Regions from separate parts of the Homo sapiens genome. Here region 2 is linked to region 1. Evidence: chromatin contacts called from ENCODE Hi-C or POLR2A ChIA-PET data. All regions are on one chromosome and are shown on one strand. Each heading gives the region's core, a stretch centred on a gene start or an enhancer-like site at or near the end of the contact. The rest is flanking DNA. Distances are from core to core; before and after follow the strand shown.

Region 1 (5,315 bases), core at 1,692-4,191:
GTGCAACAATCCTTCCAGTTATATAAGCCAAAAACCTAAGATTAGCCCATGATATCTTCCTCTCCCTCACCTTCCATATCTAATCCATCGCCTAGTTCCACCTCCTGAACACCTCTGGAATCCATCTTACCACCACCACCTTGTCCAAAATACCATCTCTCAATTGGGCCACTCCAACAATCTTCTAACTGGCCTCTCCCCATCCCCACTCTTATCCCCTCTGTAATCAGTTCTTCCTCTGTGTAACATCAAGTCCTTTTTTAATAGCATTTACCACAGTTGTAACTTTAAATTTCTTTGACTATTTGATTTATGTCTGCCTCCTCTGTTAGTAAATTCTATGAGGGTAAACACCGTATTTACTCACTACTATACCACTGTGGCCTAGAAGAGTGTCTAGTTAATAAATAAATGCTAAATGATTGAATGCATGTCAAATATTACAATTTTACTTATATATAGTCCAAAAAATAAAAATAAAGTGCTTTATAAGGCTCACCAATTATTCTATATCACAGATTTTCACTTGTTTTTTTTTTTTTTGAGACAGGGTCCTAATTTCTACCTACCAATCCCTAACCACTATTTAAATTCCACATTAGATCTCATCTTCATGAAACATTCCCTAGTTATCTCTCTTCTCACCTTTAACATTCTAAAACACTCCCGTAAAATCTAATACATATTGACTATATTTTCTGCTTCTTGAAGGGAAAGTTTACATCTCATACATTCTGCTAGAGTATAAGCTCCCTAAGAGCAGGGACTTTTCTTGTTCACTCTATATCCCCAGCACCTTGAAGAGTGTCTGGTATGAATAGCTGCTCAGTAAGCATATGTTGATTTAACGCTCTTTATATATTTCAGGATAGAGCACAGATCCTTGCAGCTGTTGTACAGTGGGAAGAGTCGAAAAGAACTGAATTAATTTCCTTAAATTCTTCAAGCTTCAGTTTTTTCATCTGTTAAATGTAAATAATACTCAATAGCTTAGTTGGAATAACTGCGCTAATGCTTTAAAAGTATCTATGCAGAGCTGAGGACAAGAGGATACTCTTACAAACAAATGTTTTGGTGATTTTGTGACAATAGTTAAATAGTAAGTAGTCACTAAATTCCTACTAAATGAATAAAATCTCAGGAAAAATATTAAAAGATTGAGTAATGGCTACCGTATCATTTTTTTCAATAAAAAATTATATGAGTAAATTTATTCTGAAATATATTTCGCCCCAAATCTTAAGCATGGCTGAAACCATTTCAGCATTTTGTGCATTAATTAGGAATAATCCCAATTTAACATTGTACCAGTATTAATATTTATATTTTACTGACATGTATAGATCATACTTGATAGCTTAAAAAAGAATGATAATCTTAGTATAAGAACCTCTTTAGTGCAATAATTGGAATAGAAAACGAGCTGCAAACTCATTTGAGTTACGTGGTTCCCCAGAAAGCCAGAAAATTTCTGCCTTTTTATAAAACATTAGTGAACAGAATACGATGCTGTTCACCAGAACCATCAAAACATCTAGAAATACTTCATAACCAATCACCATAAATACATTTTTCCAAATACTTGAATCCTATTTTAAAGAAAAAGAGCATTAATTAAATGGCTTTTAATGACTTTTTGCTAAATTATACAATTCTTTAGATGGGCCACTTTTTGACATGTGGTTCTAAAAATTTTATAGCGAATGAACTGGTAATTCAATATAGCCTCAGATTATTGGACTAAATAGAAACTCTTCCTGTTCAAAGAAGAAGCTTTATCAATTTGAAACTCAGAAAATACATAGACTTTACCTTTCAAAGCCTTTCCACTCCCTCTGGGTATTCTCAATGGCTCATAATCTAATTACAAGTCACAAGCAAGCAAGAAGATCATTCCCTTGTCTCTTTCTGCCATCAACTGACACAAAATCATTGCCAAAAACCCACCGGGGACATATGGTCCGAGCAGGAAAACATAAGAAAACTCCTAAGTAATTCGGATATAAAAAGATGTAAGACGAGGTATTCTTCTGTAACTATAGGGTAGCAGTGAGCCCCATGTGGGTAAATAACCAATACAAAACGAAAAGGTAAGCCAAAGAAATCACAAGAAATATAAACTCAATAAGCAGTGATGCTGAGTTGACCGCTGAAGGTTCTCATATATGAATATAGTCATCATATGTAAGAATTTATTCTACACCTCCAACCTCAAAAGCCCTTAGATGTGGGTAGGGTTGGGAGAGTTCACGGTGAGCGGGAACCAAATGAAGTGAATGAACGTTAATATTTAGATGGAAAGGCATTAATATATGCAAGGCAGTGTGTTATGGCTTGAAGCAGTAACAAACACCAAAAAGGGAGAAAGAGGCTAGGAATGAGAACAGAGAGACAGTGGGGATCCAGTTATTATTATTATTTCCCTTTTTTTATTTTTTAAACGAGGAAAAACAGGGCCGACAGAGCACTGGCATGAGGAGGGGTCAAATGGATGCGATAGATCAGGGGAAAGAGTCTTGCCTGCAACATCTAAGAAAACCACAAGGAAAGGAGGAACAGCTGCCCACAGTTAGGCTTACGGTTTATCTCTGCAACCCAGGACAAAGCGAGGAAGAGTTAGAAGACAAATGACACTAGAAAGGAGAGACAAGGAAGGCGCCAAAACCCTCAGAGAACCCAGATGGTTGGCCACAGGGTCTTCACTGAAGGCGGACCCCCGCAAGAAACCCAGTCATTCGGGGACCAGAGACGCTAAGTCCCAAACTTCTTGACTCCTTTAGCCTCAAGCCGATCCCTCACCGAAAGAGAAGGACTGGAGAACTGTAAAAATGTGCAGGAGCCACCAACCCGGCAAATGCTCCAGCTCTAGCAGCAGCCGCCACAAAACCAGCCCGCACACACGCAGACGTTCCGACCTCAGCGCCGCAGCTACAGGTACTTTGAGCACCCCGGCCACCGTAGTAAGAGGAACCGCCTCCGCGTCAAATCCAACAGATCAGCCACTTCCGGGATACGAAAGCCTTGCGATTGGCAGTAGCGATAGCAGCGGCGTAAAGGCCTCTGCTATGCTTACTTTATCCATCCCTTTTTCCCACCTGTTCGCCACCCCAAGCCGCTAATCCACCAATGCAGCAAGCGCAGAACCAAGAGAAAGTATCCGTCTGTGAGCATTGTCTCTCTGATAGACAAACCACATTACGGCTGCCATAAATTCCTCTCGAGCACTTGGACTTCAACTACCAGCAGGCCATGCAGCATCACGCCCTTGCCTCTGGCGTAGGAACTGCAAGATCCAGCATGCATTGCGGCCCTCCTTCCTCGCACTCAGGACCAAGATAGAGCCAACCCAAGCCTCACTTTGATTTAAAAAAAAAAAAAAAAAAAAAGCCAGGATGCCTTCTTTTCCTGTTGTGAAGGAACTCTAAGCCAAGCCATTATTAGGACTGTAGGTTATTTATAAAACATCAAGGGATATGTGCACTCATTTTCCATATTCAGATTATTTTCAAGCATTAAAACACAGGACAGTCGGGCGCGGTGGTTCGCGTCTGTAATCCCAGCACTTTGGGAGGCCGAGGCGGGTGGATCGCTTGAGGTTGGGAGTTCGAGACCAACCTGGCCAACATGGTGAAAGCCCGTCTCTGTTAAAAAATTAAAAAATTAGCCGGGCGTGGCGGCGGGCGCCTGTAATTCCAGCTACTCGGGAGCCTGAGGCAGGAGAATTGCTTGAACCCGGGAGGCAAAGGTTGCAGTGAGCAGAGATCGCGCCACTGCACTCCAGCCTGGGCGACAGAGCGAGGCTTTGTGGGGAAAAAAAAAAAAAAAAGAAGGAAAAGAAAAAGAAAGAAAGAAAAAAGGACGGTCCGAAGATGCTTTTTATAACGTGGAAATTTTTGGCCAGGCGCGGCGGCTGACGCCTGTAATCCCAGCATTTTGGGAGGCCGAGGCGGGCGGATCACTTGAGCCCAGGAGTTCCAGACCAGCCTGGCCAACATGGTGAAATCCCGTCTCTACTAAAAATATAAAAAATTAGCCGGGTGCGGTGGCGCGCGCCTGTAGTCCCAACTACTCAGGAGGCTGAGGCGGGAGAATCGCTTGAACTCGGGAGGCGGAGTTTTCAGTGAGCCAAGATTGTGCCTCTGCACTCCAGCCTGGGCGACAGAGCAAGACCCTGTCTCAAAAAAGTAAAAATAAATAAATAAATAAATAAATAAGTGGAAATTTTTATCTTCACTCCTAAATGATGTCAAGAGAAATACTGTTACTGTAAAATGTAATCCTATGCCGTTTTACAGTACCGCAGATTTTGTTGGAGCAAGGACTACCAGACATGCTTCTGAATTACATAGGAAATTATACTAAAAACTAAAAATAAAATATGAAGTCTATGCCACCGGACTATGAAACCACATGGGAATGAAAACCTTCAAGAATGAAGAGTTGAAAAGTTCAAAATTAAACTTGAAATTTTTTCAATTTTTTAGTGGATTTGGTGGTTTAAATTTTTTTTTATTCTCACAGAAACAGGTAGCTGGATCTATTTATTTTTTATTCATGTACTTGGACAGCTAAATAACAAAACAACAAACAAAGGATATGATAAGATCACAAATGGCACACTTATTAGAGTGAGCAAAGTAGTTTTCTTGCATGATTCCATAGCTTGTGGTTTCCTGTTTCGAAATCCCCAAACTCTGTTTTGATTTTTTTTAGGAGAGAGAGCATGCATCTAACAAGCTGTTTAGATGCCTTTTTGTAACTTTCATAAAGACCTGGATTACAAGAATGCATGTATTTTATTTTTGGTATTGTGCATTAACAGGCCATGAGAAACAATGCTTGGATTCTTAAAATAACTATATATACAAAAGTAAATTGTGTGTATACTACAGACTTGGGTTTTCTGTAGATTTGCCACAACAAATTTTAATTGGTTAGAAAAAAAGGAGTAGAGTACCTTTCCTTTTTACAACTTCACACAGAAATCACAGGAGGAAACTATATTCTGCAACACTGACATGGCATCAGCTGTCATACAAACTGCTTTCCAACTCTAGTGCGTTAAATTATGCAGCGCTAGCAAGTAAATATTTAAAATCTATGATCATGGAAAATAATCTGCTGTTTTCCATGCTCATGCACCAAAACAATATGAATGCAGTGAGAGAGGACATTTCCATTGGAATGATTCAAAGGTAATGTTGATAAACTATAATTAGGTTATCTGATATTCATAGGTGTTTGCCGTAAATAAACACAAAATTGCATCCACTTATTAGTGATGTTATTAAGGAAGCTTTAAAAATATGCTAAAT
Region 2 (5,315 bases), core at 1,732-4,231, 4.2 Mb after region 1:
TTGATAAGGAATCAGAGATACCAAGAGGTTGAGGAGGATTTATTATTTAGGTGCACCGGCCCAGTCGGATTAACATCCAAAGGACTGAGCCCCGAACAAAGAGTCAAGTTACCTTTTAAGCATTTTATGGGGTTGGGGGAGATCTGTGCAGGGAGAAGCATGTTACAGAAGCAAGAAACAAAGACAGTTATTTAATTAATTGAGGCATGCATTACATCATTTCTTACTTTTCAAGGAAAAACGTGTCTTAATGGCTTGAGTTTATCTGTCTAGTGACCTTGCAGCGCACAGCTAAAGAAACAGGGTCTTTACAATGCCTGGGAAAGGGAGAGATAAGGCTCACTAGCCACAGAAAAACAGGCAGTTAATATTTAAAGGACTCCAGCTCTTTCTCTTTCTCGGGGGGAGGTGGGTTTTCTTACATAGAACTGAGTTTCTGTTTACACATTCTTTAATTTCTTTTAATTCCTATTCCAGAACAAGCCTGGCTAAATAAAAATTCATTGTCTTGGGGGCACTTTCTTGGGACTTGGGACTGTAGAAGATGGGTAAACTCACTGCTAGGTGACTATTAGAAGCTGAGAGAAAGCCATAGTGCATGCAGAGTAAAGCAGGAATGCCCGAATTGCCCTTGCAAATGGTAGAAGGACAGAGGAGCTGAGGGAAGTGGACTTGCCTGAAAGAATTTTTTTTGTGTGTAGAGCCCGAAGGCAGACAGAGGGGAATGTTCCATGGGAGGCCCAGAGGATGCATCATATTCTATGGCCATGGGGAATGCACTGGCGTGAGGGGCACTAGCATCACTAAGAAGTTCAGAGAAGGCTCTCCTCTGGAGGGAAGGGCTGACGGTAGGAGAGGCAATCACAGGGCTGGGCTTGATAATATCCATTGGGATAACAGGATCCTGAAGTAGTAGAAGCCAGGTGGTGGCTTTAACCATGAGGACACCAGAAGATGTAATTACTGTAACATCTGCCAAGGGCAGAGGAGCAGCCAAGGGGGCTTGATCCACAGGAGGTTGTGGAGGGCTTTAATAGCATAAGGTCTCCCTAGGGGAAAAACAGACGGGCAGCCAACAAGAGTGTTGCCTAACATCTACAACTGGAGGAAGACAAGAAGCTATTTATCCTATGCAGGGAGTAGTTGCTTAATAAAAGGCACTGCTCATTGCTCAAGTCTCAGACCTGAGCCTATCTTCACACTGAGACCACAGAATCTGTTGACTTAAGAGGTTGTTGGGTCCCTATAAAGAAGAATCCTGCAATACTGAAACAAATATTTACTGTAATTAATGATTACTCTTTGGTCTGTGTCCCACGGCCATTTTCTTGACTGATTTTATGTTGAGGAAAGAGGAATACCCAGACATTTCACAGGTGTTACCCAAAGTATGTAACACACATGGCTCCTCTCTAAGTGTGGGGGCTTATGGGGATCAGGTAATAAGCAGAGTCCTGGATAATGTCCAGCTTACAGTGGGTCCAGGAATACACTGACCCATCCAGTAGTCATTTTCTTAGTTCCTGAGTGCATAATTGGGAGTACATATTGGGCAGCTGGAGCAATCTCCACATTGGTAAGAAGCTCAGGGTCCTTGGTCTTGAGTTATCATGGTGGGGAAAGCCAATGGGAAGCCTCTGAAGCTGTCCTTCTTTCCAAGTGAAGATAATAAATCAAAACCGATATTTCATCTGAGGGGATAGTGAGATGATGGTGGAGATTAATGTCATAATTAAAGACCTGAAATATACAAGAGTGGTTGGTCATCCCTGCCATATCTCTACTTAACTTGCCAGTCTGGCCCCTTTGGAAATCAGGTGGACCCAGGATAATGACATAATGGCTCTGCGCAGTCCAAAAGGAGCTGGATCAACTGGAAATTCCAGAGAACATCACACCCATCTATTTCACCAATGACATTATGCTAACCAGGCAAGATGAGCAAGAGGTGGCTAGCATGCTGGAAACTTTGGTAAGACATGTGCACTCCAGAGTTTGGGAGATAAACCCTACGAAGACTGAAGGACCTCCTACTTCAGTTTTTAGGGGTCCAGTTGTCAGGGGTTTTCCAGGATATCCCTTTCAAAGTAAAAGGCAAATCATAAAATACACATAAGATAAACGAAACAGTAACTTACACATTTTCCAAAAGAGATACCTAAAATTGTTCATAGTGTTTATGTCCTTTGACATAGTGTTTATGTCCTTTGAGATGTTTTCATTGTGCACAGAGTGTAAACATAATAAACTAATATGAGACCTCACTACTCATCCATCACAATCCAGTGTTTATTTGTACTGGCTTATTTGTACACTTTTATTTATTTGTGTTTATTTGTACACTTTTTTTTAATCGCCTGTCTTTCCTCACTGTGATATAAAGTTCACGAAATTCAGGTCTGTCTTGTTCACTGCTACATCCTTGGCACTTAAAATGTAGTTGATGCTCAAGAAATATGTTTTGGTGAAATGAATGAAACATACTATACACATAATTTTGGAGCCAGCTACTTTAACCTCCAGACACTTAAGATTATACTTCATCTTTCTTAAAATGCGTCCCTCCAAAAATCATATGAAAGCACTGTTCCCATACTCCAAAGACTATTTCTATGAATGCAGATTCAGAACCAGGAAGCCTTCGTCTTTTGGCAGTCTTCGAGTCTCTTCCCTTTTGGCCGGTACTGCCGTAGAGACTACAACGGACACAGCCTTGCGTGGATCATTCTTTAGAGGACCCAACTCACCAAAGACGGGAGAAAGTTGTTCCTAGGCAAGCAGCCCAGCCCAGGGCCATGTCCCGCCTTAAGCCACACGGAGGCGCTAGAGCGCCACAGTCTCCGCGGGGCCCGGGGCAGCTGGGAGAACGACTCTGGGCGGCTGTATTGACTGCCGGGTGTGGGCGGAGCGAAGGGCGCCCCGGCCGGTATGGCGGGCAGGAAGTGCGGGTGCGCGCCTGCGCATAGGTCGGGTCTGCGGTGTCACCGCTTTCGCTTCTGCTTGAGTCAGTCCTCACGGTGACGCTTTTCCCCAGCTTTTCCGAGTAGGATCGTGCCCAGGGGAGGAGGCAGAGTGCGGCAGTGGGGAGGGGGCGGAGCGCAGAGCGCCTGCGGGGGCGCCCGGGCAAGGAGTGGGGATCCTTGGGGATGGGGGTACGGGAGGAGGCGTGGGTGGGCGATAAGGCTGCGTGGAGGGGAGGGGCGGGGGGCGCCGGGGCGGGAGACGGAGGGGATCTGTCCTGGGGGAGCCCGGTTCTCCCCTAGCCTTGCCCGGGGCACGCCGGTGACCCCGTGTGTCTGCCCCGTGGCAGTACTTTCGTGGGCCGCCTGCCCTCCCCCTCAGCCCGCCCTTATCCGCGGCTCCGCTTTCAGAGCAGGGTTTCTCACCCGCGGGGCTTCGGGCTCCTCACCCGGCACCTCTGCCAGAGGGGACCGCCTCCCGGCGCGTCGGGCATTCGTCTCTTTCACCCCTTCCCTCTTCAGGAGAAACTGAACACGTTTTCCAGCCTAAACTCGGCAGGGCAAACCAGAACATTCCCCGTCTAAGCAGTTCCGGGGAGTTTTAACAATTTCCTCGTAAACTCGTCTACAGAACTCACTGTATACTGTTTAAATGTCGCCTGTGTGTGGAGCAACAGTTTTATTGTGCCGTGCAATCCTCAACAAGAAATTGTAGTCCAGGGAGATGAAAATCCCTTATTTGGCATTCAGGCGTTGATCAAGGTCGTGCAACCCTCGCTAAAAGGATTTAGGTTCATCTCCGTCATTCTCAGCCGGGGTGAAGGGGTGTAGTCTGACATTTGGAAGCTTAAGAACCAAGTCTGCTGCCGTCCAATTCTTTTTTAAAGCCTTCCATCATGTGTGTACTTTGCTTGAATGATTATTTTAAAGTACATGTCCTATTTTTGCCAATCTGACAGCTGTTTCCATAGAAACTAGAGAAGAAATAGTCATTTTCAGCAAGAGTTGTTAAAACTGTCTTCCAGGCTTCAGCTGTGAGTGCCAGTGAGTGCTGCACTTGCTCATTCGGAGATGGTACTTAAAGAATTAAGGATCTGAAATGTTCGTAGAGGCTAACAATCCAAATTGTTTAATTTTCTCACATCATTAATTTTGTTATCCTAGAAGTCTGCCAGCTATGTTTGTTGACCTGCCACAGCTCTTTGAAGAGAATATGTCAGCCCTGATTTTTTTTTTTCTTATGTGCTCTGTAGTCTAGTGATTGGCTCCTTGAAAATGCATGAATAGATTTCTTCCCTCATTCTTTACCCTTTCTTCAGGATAAACCGGGTATTACAAAATATCAGGCACTGTTTCTATTCAAAACGACACTTGGTTGTCAGTGATAGAAATGATAATGGTTTTAATTATATATGCGTAGTGTTGGGGCTTTTGCTTATACCTTCTGTGTCAATAGGATTCTTTTAAAATTTTTACACAAGTCATGAGAAATGAGAAGGAGTTTGCTTGTCATGTGCAGAGCTAAGCAGTGTGAATAGATGTGCATAGACATAGAGATGAGAGCTTTCTTTTTCTGTGGGGTGTAAGTAAATCAGGGAGTTTGGAATTTAGGAATGGGTGAAGGAGGGTTGGGGAAGGTGCCTGGAGAAGTAGTAGGAGGGCCTGGTTCGCCATATGAAGGAGTTTGTGGAAGCCATGGAAAACCAACGAAAGTCCAGGCGTGGTGGCTCATGACTGTAATCCCAACACTTCGCAGTGCAGTATGATCAGTTGAGCCCAGGAGTTAAAAACCAGCCTGGGCAACATAGTGACACACCGTGTCTACAGAAAAAAATTAAAAAATTAGCTGGGCTGGCCAGGTGCGGTGGCTCAGGCCTATAATCCCAACACTTTGGGAGACCGAGGTGAGCAGATCACTTGAGGCCAGGAGTTCGAGACTAGCCTGGGCAATTTGCCGAAACCCCGTCTCTACTAAAAATACAAAAATTAGCCAGATGTGGTAATGCATGCTTGTAATCCCAGCTACTGAGGAGACTGAGGCACGAGAATTGCTTGAACCCAAGAGGCGAGGTTGCAGTGAGCCGAGGTGGCACCACTGCACTCCAGCCTGGACAACGACAAAGTGAGACCCTGTCTCGAAAAGAAAAGAAAAACAATGGGAATTACAGAAATAGTTGCCTGAGTGGAGGTTTAAAAAAGTAATAATACATCCCGTAGAAATTTGAACTGCACAGAAATATATAAGGTGAAAATACTAATAATCCCTCTTAACCACCATCCTGCCATTCAAAATAATTGTGAATAGTTTGGTGTATCTTTTTTCAGATTTATTTTTGTATATACTAGCATATTTTC

Evidence for each region. Hi-C counts contacts between places; a loop is a spot of excess contacts on that map. ChIA-PET counts read pairs that join two places held with the same protein, here RNA polymerase II (POLR2A). Pooled maps may share reads with other maps.
Region 2: a loop to region 1 is called in a map of B cell, with 12 times the contacts of the local background. The contact joins the promoter of OMA1 here to the promoter of ATG4C in region 1. A Hi-C loop is called at or near these places in 4 of 168 maps with a recorded cell type or tissue (B cell, CD8-positive, alpha-beta T cell and naive thymus-derived CD4-positive, alpha-beta T cell) and 10 of 50 pooled maps. POLR2A ChIA-PET finds 5 or more read pairs at or near these places in 1 of 52 experiments (CD4-positive, alpha-beta memory T cell).

Annotation. Positions count from the first base shown.
Region 1 is chr1:62,781,758-62,787,072 of GRCh38, reverse strand. It overlaps ATG4C (autophagy related 4C cysteine peptidase), which reads right to left and starts at 2,941. Exons shown (of 11, transcript NM_032852.4): 1 at 2,800-2,941. RefSeq lists a silencer at 2,461-2,755 and enhancers at 2,731-2,910, 3,031-3,090, 3,191-3,240.
Region 2 is chr1:58,544,392-58,549,706 of GRCh38, reverse strand. It overlaps OMA1 (OMA1 zinc metallopeptidase), which reads left to right and starts at 2,981. Exons shown (of 9, transcript NM_145243.5): 1 at 2,981-3,004. It also overlaps a transcript of DAB1 not described here. RefSeq lists enhancers at 2,543-2,732, 2,946-3,572 and silencers at 3,133-3,232, 3,243-3,332.